Regions from separate parts of the Homo sapiens genome. Here region 2 is linked to region 1. A link is a loop called in an ENCODE intact Hi-C map of the cell type or tissue named here. Cell type or tissue: chondrocyte. All regions are shown on one strand. Each heading gives the region's core, and the rest is flanking DNA. Links, peaks and the distances in the headings are about the cores only.

Region 1 (4,914 bases), core at 1,001-3,500:
TTGCCTGTGAGCCTATAAAAGTGGCAAAGCTGGCCGGGTGTGGTGGCTCACGCTTGTAATCTCAGTACTTTGAGAGGCCAGGGTGGGAGGATTGCTTGAGCCCGGGAGTTGGAGACCAGTTTGGGCAACAAAATGAGACTTCACTACAAATAATTTTTTGAAAATTAGCTGGGTGTGGCAATGCACCTATGGTCCCAGCTACACGGGAGGCTGAGGTGGGAGAATCACTTCAGCTCAGGCAGTCCAGGCAATATTGAGCTGTGATCACGCCACTGCACTCCAGCCTGGGTGACAGAGCAACACCCGATCTCAAAAAAAAAAAAAAAAAAAAAAAAAAAAAAAGAGGTGGGGGGCAAAGCCACAATGCAAGGGTTACCTGAATTTGGTGGGCTGCCTATTGCACGGGGTAGGGTATATTCAGAGCCTCGTCTACTTTCTGCTGAGCTGAAGTCCTACTGTTGGGTACCATTTTCCCCAGGACCCCACGGCATTCAGATCTTGCCGGCTTCCTCCAGCCACTGCTAGAAGAACATTAGCAGCGAATCATGGAATGTCAGGGATTCAAAGTAGAGGCCCTCTGGTTACATCCTTTTGTTTTAAACATCACATATAAGCCCAGGGCCCTCTGTTTACTTTTGATTTTACCCAAATAGAACCAACTAGGGAGCAGATGTGTGCAGCTCAGCAGGAATCCAGCTTTGGGGAAATACTGAGGTCTCCAGACTTGGGACTGGCTTTGTGTGAAATGCTTGGTTAGGGGAAAGGGGCTCCCTGCTGAACAAGACTGGAAAAACATCTCCCAAAGGCACCTTGTGGCATCTGTAAGCTGTGGGTTGCAGGGGTGCTCATAAAACAAAACTCAAGATAGAAAATACACATATTTCAGACCCAGCTCTGTCCCCTTGAAGCCAGCACTAACAGCCAGCTTGACCCTTTTTCCTGACAATCCCTTACAATGTGGGAGCCAGGGTTCCCACAGGGCCTGAAGAGGACATGCCCGGGGCTCCTATAGCCTTAGAGAGCTGCTCACACGATCTGGGGCTGGATGAGCACCATCAGGCTTATGGAGAGAGACTAGGCCAAAAGTTCAGGCCAGTTCTGTTGAAAGAGAGAACACTTTAAAAAAAAAAATTGTGTTTCTTCAGAATTTGCTCAGGATTATCAGAAAAGAGAGAAGGAAAAAAAAAAACTTTCATCCTCTACAGTTGAGCAGGGAAGGGATGGGGAAAGACTCATTTCCTAATGACAGCCTTTTGTAACTGAAGATCTAAATAAGGTAAAAAATAAAAATGCTTCTCCATTTCTACAAGAAGTGGCCAGCCAGGAAAGGGACTTCTTGTCTAACCCTCCTGTGAAAATGAGGCTCATTCAGTCAGATTTCAACCCAGCCTTCTCCACTTTCTGCCTCCATCACCCTTCCGGGGGCAGAATTTAGCAGTGGTCTGCCACCCCGAGCAGCCGCTCCCACAGGAACTGCCTCATTAAGCTCTGTGACCAGTAACTCCCAACTTAGGAAAAGCTCAAGAAGGACCACTCTGCTTTGTTTGCACTTTTCCAAGAACCCTTACTACATAAAACGTTCTAAACTTGGGAACACTAACTTTTGCACTGTTTCCCACCGAGCCACAGAGCTCGCACCAGCATCACGCTCTCCCTTTGCCAGGATCTGAGCTCGCTGGAGGAAAATACAAGTTCCTCTTTCAGCTTCTTTCCTTCACTTCTGGAGACAAGCTTTCCAGCTACCAAAACAGAACGTTTCCCAGGTTTTCCTCCCACACCTATGAACTTTGTTCCTTGATTAAATCCTAGTTTCCCCTCTAAACAGAACTGGACTATGTCCAACCAATGTCTTCAGTTTCTGCAAACATTAACTCTGATGTTTTTTTTCAAGAGGTTTGTGTTCGGCTTTTGAGTAGGTTCCGGAGGCTGCCAGTGGAAAGTCTGAGGGGGGTATCAGCAGCATTTTACCCCATCCCCCGCATCCCCTCTGGCCAGCAGGACAGGAAAAGGAAGCCTGTTTGCGTGCACGAGCCTGCTGACCGGCCTTTGCCATGCGCTGTGCTTTCCTTTGTAGACACAGAGGGACTGCGAGGGAGGATGAGCAACTCCTTCCTAAGCTGGTAGGGTACATGGCTCCAAGAAACGCTCCTGGTCTGGAGTGGAATGTAGGACCGTTCTCCTCTCACAGCCAGCCACACAAAGCTACCTGTCTTCGGACATCTTTCCCCGACGCTTGAGCAGGCTGCAGGGAAAGGGGCCCGCTTACCCGGAGGAAGGAAACCCTCCGCAGACCCTCCAGGAAGGCAGGCCTGGGGCGCCCCTTCCCCGGGGAGCCTGGAAACCCACAAGGCAGGAGCCATTAGAGGGCAGCACGTGCCTGTCTCATAACACTGAGCAGACTCGTCTTTTTTTTTTCTTCTTCCAATTACAGGGTGTTTCAAAAAGCAAAAGTACCGTGGCTCCAGCGTCAGCAGAAAAACAAGTTAGAAAGACAGGCAGGGGAGGGGGCGATCCCTCCAACTCCAAAGCTGTGCCAGGGAGACACCGCTCTTGGGGAAGTTGGGCTGCAGCCCCCGCACGTGCTAGGAAGATAAGTGAAGGTCCCAACACATCCTGTCCCCTTAGAGCCCCTGGGGCCCAGCAGCCGGGCCCAGCAGCCCGACCCAGCGCCTAGAGCCCATTCGCAGACAGCGCGCTGAGGCGGCTTGGGCGCCATGCCCTTTGGGTTACTCAGCTCTTCAGCCTCCTGGAACGCTAGGACAAAGGAGTGCCTTGGTGCTGGCAGAAGCCGGGGGGCACAGCTGGGTTTTACAAGGAAGGACGAAATCTCATCTCAGCAATCGGGATAGATCAACCGTTGCCCGTCTGAGGTGACCCAATTCAGGGACCAGCCGCTTGGCTCTGAACACACACGTGTCACAACCCCAGCTCGTACCCAGGCCTTGCTAGAGGTAAGAACGTGGCATCCCTCCCTGGGACCAACTCGAGCGCCACTTGGGCGTCCCCTGCCAGGACCGCTCTGCATTGCAAAGGGCCCCTGGGGCGTTCAGGATTGGCCTCTGCCCCTCCTCCCACTGCACCATTCTCTTCTTCCCACCGCACATCTCTTCCTAATTCACCAAGGGGTTCCACCCCAAGGAAGAACTCCTTCGTGCTGGAAAAAGCCTGGGGCAGCACGGTGGGCCTCCCCCTCCATCTGGGTCACCAGAGGCAGGGAGGGAGGAGGCTTGTGTAATCTTACTATTCATTTCTCCGTGCAAGCTCCTCGGGACAGGCCTGAATTCATGATACCATCTCATTGGAAGACCTTTGCCCCCAAAGGGCCTGGGCAGATTGAAGCGTCTAGCAGAGGTGAGGGGTGACAGGTGACCAAACCCCAGCCCTGAGGTCTCACCACCTGCTCACAAGCCCAGAGCTGGGGTGGTGGGGTTCTCACTGCCTTCTCCCCATCCCCCTTCTCATTGCATTTCCTTTCCCCCACTCTGGCCTCGGAACCCAGGCGGCCAGTCCTTAGCCAGTCCCTTCTCGCTGTTGTCCAATCTGTCACTGTGCCTGACTATTCTTTAGGAAGTGGTTACTGTTTGTTGCACACCATTCACAAACACTTCATTTTCAGATCCTGCCCTCTGCACACTACGTGCTAGGACCTTGGCAGGCCCCGTGAGTGGCCAAGTTCCGTACTCTTGGTCATCAGCATCTGATCTGCCTCTGGAACTCCTCTTTCTCCTTCCTTGTTCAATTCAGCGGTTTCAGTTGACAAAGACCAGGGAGCCTCTAACCCCGGGGGCGTACTAACCATAGAAATATCACTCAGTCTAGCATAGAGTGCGCCTATAACTGAATGGGGAACTTCACTGATAGTGCTTCCAGTTTCCAATAGCATTAGGCTAGGTATTTGGACTACATTTCCCACTGACAACCATTTAAAAGCTGGATAAGATATAAAACAACTCAATCTTTCTGTTGAAATTGTCAAATAGTAAGAAGTAATACTGGCTGTTGATCCAGGGAATCATGAGGGACTGAGTCAGTCCTCTCTAATCCTATAGGCATCAGAAAAAATCATGGGTACAGTAATTCCAAAGTCAAACTGACAGGTAGTTTTCATGAAATTTTCCTAGTAAATTATCCCAAAGAACTAATAAGCTGGACAAAAATTATATTGCATGAATATTTATACAATATCTTTTCTGGTAGACTAATTCCACCTAGTTGACAGCTCTGTTAGATTCCTTTGGGGGCCCTCTTGTCTGCCTTGCAGCTGTGCCATTCCTATACAAAGTGCAGAAAGCACCTGCCCTTGTTTGCAGCCATAATGGAAAAAAACCATGCCATTCTACTCTATCCCTCCAATGTCCATAATGCAATTATCAGGTCTCTCGACCTGTCAGATTTTTACTTGCACTCACCAAAAAGGCTTCACTCTTCACCCCTAAGATGGTAGTAATGTAACTACCCCAGTGTTACGGTAAAGGTTTAAATAAGATAATGTACAGAAAACACTGAGCACCACATATCAATAGTAAGTGCCCAATTAATGTTATTCCTATTGTTTTAGCATTAGTATCAACCATAAATGGTTATGATTGCCGTCTTGTTTAAGAACATATCCAACGTTTGAATCTCTTTGGAAACATTGCACCAAATATTCAAACTTTTTCAAAGTGAGACATACTTCCTCATGAAGCAGCCCATCCATCATTGGACAACTTCGGCTACTGTGAAGTGCGTCTCTGTTGAAAATGAAGCCTAACTCCAGTGAACTTAGTCCTCTGCCTTGCAGCCTAATGTCTGATTTCTCTTCCTCATTATCTGAATACTGTTATCACATCCTTTTTTCCCTGCACTTTTTTTTTTTTTGAGATGGAATCTTGCTCTGTTGCCCAGGCTGGAGCGCAGTGGTGTGATCTCGGC
Region 2 (2,500 bases), core at 1-2,500, 420 kb after region 1:
AAAAGTATGAGAATATGAAATATAAACAGATTTAAGTTCTGTAAAAACAAAATCTGTAAAATCATTCAGGTATATTTGTGTTCAAAATTTTCCAAAAAGATTAGATTAAAAGTATCTTTTAATTGGTGATATATATTGACTCCATTAGACTTTGGAAATTTATATTTTATCAGTCAGAACTTTTAGATTCAGACTAGAAAAAAAATTCCTTCTTGGTCCTTTCCCCCACCCACCCTTTTTATTGTACATAGATGCTGTTAACAGAACTTTGCCTTTTTCATTCCTATCAGGTTTAGTACAGTTCATGCGCAGGTTTCAGTAAACATTAACTACTTTTATCAGAGCTTGCAGTGTGCTGAATGGTTAGCAAAGAGAGTGTACTGCAAGAGACAGATGAAAATGAGAGAGTCCAAGGTCACATGGATTTTGAATTTTTTTTAATTATTGAGAATTTAGGGGAAAGACCATCAGGCTTCACACTTTAAATCTCTTTATGTGGGCCTGCCACACGGCGTCTTTGCCAGCTTTTGTATGTACTGAAGCTAAAACATTTGTTCAGATGCTGATTGGCAAGGCAAGTGACTTTAAAACATGGTTTTTTTTTCTTTCAATTAAAAAAAGTTTTATTCAGGGCTGCCTTCTAGGATGAAAGATTCTCAAGGCCCTATCAAAGACGTAATGCAACACTTATCGTGGTGATTCTTAAGACTCCTTTGAATTTTATAGGGATATCCTTTTTCTCAAAGATTTTTCAGGATTGCCTTCTGATAATCTATTTCGTTTCTGGAGTTAGCACAGTAACTCGTAAACCAAGTGCTAAAAGATGAAATCTGAAACACAGATATAGAATAAACGTGTTTTGGATATCATGTAATGTTCCCCAACTTTTGCCTATCATTTTCGAAAACAGGAATGTGATCTGTACTTATTTTTAGAGAAAAGGACACGAACATTTGAGAAATTACTGACAAAAATTATTCTCCTCCTGCCCCTCCGATCCAATAGGTTTGAAGCCGCTGGTCCTCGCCTTTTACTCCTTAGCTGGACAGCGGGTTCGGGATCTGCCCCATGACTAAGGCTGAAGTGGAAAGTTGCGAAGATAGAACAAGAGTTGTTCCTTAGGGTGGTGTCCCTAAACTTGAAAGTGGACTTGGTCCTGCTCGCAGGTGGGCTTGCACGCGCCAGGCTTCGTGTGGTGGCTCGCGCGCGCTGGCCCCCGAGCGCCAGCGTGGGTGACCCGTGCCCCGCCCCGGACGGCCTTTTCACCCTGTTCTGTTTCTGGGGAGGGGCGAGGGGAAAACTGCGGGTGCCTTCCCTCAGAGGCGGGCAGCCATTGTGCCTCGGGAACACGGTCTGAGTAGAGTTGTGTTCGCACAGCTGAAGGCGGCCGGCGGCCCTCCCAGGGCCTCGAGGGTCTGTCTGTGCCCTCCTCAGGCTGGGACCGGGCAGCCGACTGCCCGCGTCAGGGCTCCACGGCCGCAGGGGCCCCCTCGGGCCGCCCCCAGGGCTCCCGCGGTGGGTGTCCGGTGAGCGGGTAGCGAGGCCATCAGTCAGGGCGGCGGGCGCCGATTGGCTGGCGGGCTGGCGGGGGCCGGGCGGGGCGGGGCTCGGTGTTCGTTCGCGCTGGCGTTCCCCCGTGAGTAGAGCCGCGTCTTCCAGCGGATCTTGCCGCACTTTCCTCAGTTGCGAAGGGCACGGCCGCTGGGGACACAACCTAATGAACAACCGGAGCTCTTCAGAGATGCCTTTAGCAACTCAGCTCCTTAAAAATAATAAATTCCTCTTAGGGAAAGATTAGAAGATGAGTGTGCTTGGAGCGAACCCGTGCCCGCCCCCCCGCCTTTTTTGGCTAGAGGGCATTTAGCCTGTGACCACTTTTAAATTTTCACAAGATTTGCATAGACATGAGCATGCCCACTCGCATTATGTAATTATTTCCCCAAATAAGTCCCCATTGAAACATTTGGCTTCCCCGATGGCTATTTCAGAATAAAAACATGTAGCAGGGTATTTCATGATGGGTAGCTCCAAAAACTTTTGTTTAAAAGAAAAACCACGTATCTAGAAAATGCTCCTTTAAGCCTTTTTTGACGAGGAGGAGGGGTGCAGACACTTGCCTGCGGCAAAGTGAACCTGGAAGGAGCGGGGCGTGTGTAGGACAGAGCCCAGGAGAACGGGCAGCCGGGTGGCCGGGCCAGGAAGCAGGGCCTTTCTGGCCCTTTCCGCAGAGGGCTGGATAATTGCCTCTCCTTTCTAAAAGGAGCCGTTTTCTGGGCCGGGAGCGGTGGCCCTCGCCCATAGGCTCACGCTCGTAATTCCAGCAATTTGGGAGGCCCAGGCAGGCGGATCATCTGAGGTCAGGAGTTCGAGACCAGCCTGGCCAACATGGTGAAACCCCGTCTGTACTAAAAAAAATACAAAAATTAGCTGGGCGTGGTGGCGTGCGCCTGTGATCCCAGCTACTCAGGAGGTTGAGGCAGGAGAATCGCTTGAACTTGGG

What was found. A loop is a pair of places that touch in the nucleus more often than their neighbours do. Peaks named below come from ENCODE experiments on the same cell type or tissue, not always from the same donor. Only the 100,000 strongest peaks of a DNase experiment are listed, where the experiment ranks them.
Region 2: a loop joins it to region 1, with 3 times the contacts of the local background. A loop is called at or near these places in 5 of 110 quality-filtered maps.

Annotation. Positions count from the first base shown.
Region 1 is chr6:6,722,350-6,727,263 of GRCh38, forward strand. The region is part of intron 2 of LOC101928004 (a long non-coding RNA gene); the gene reads right to left. It overlaps LOC101928047 (a long non-coding RNA gene), which reads left to right. Exons shown (of 6, transcript XR_001743949.2): 5 at 2,432-2,951. Among named protein-coding and RNA genes, the nearest start is that of LY86-AS1, 100 kb to the left of the region's middle. RefSeq lists enhancers at 2,434-3,127, 2,444-2,503. In chondrocyte, for the core only: a CTCF peak has its summit at 2,340 (motif pointing right); no DNase peak of the experiment used is centred there.
Region 2 is chr6:7,139,643-7,142,142 of GRCh38, forward strand. The region is part of intron 1 of RREB1 (ras responsive element binding protein 1); the gene reads left to right. Among named protein-coding and RNA genes, the nearest start is that of RREB1, 33 kb to the left of the region's middle. RefSeq lists enhancers at 733-1,260, 1,731-1,860 and a silencer at 1,271-1,650. In chondrocyte, for the core only: no CTCF peak of the experiment used is centred there; a DNase peak (open chromatin) is centred at 1,497.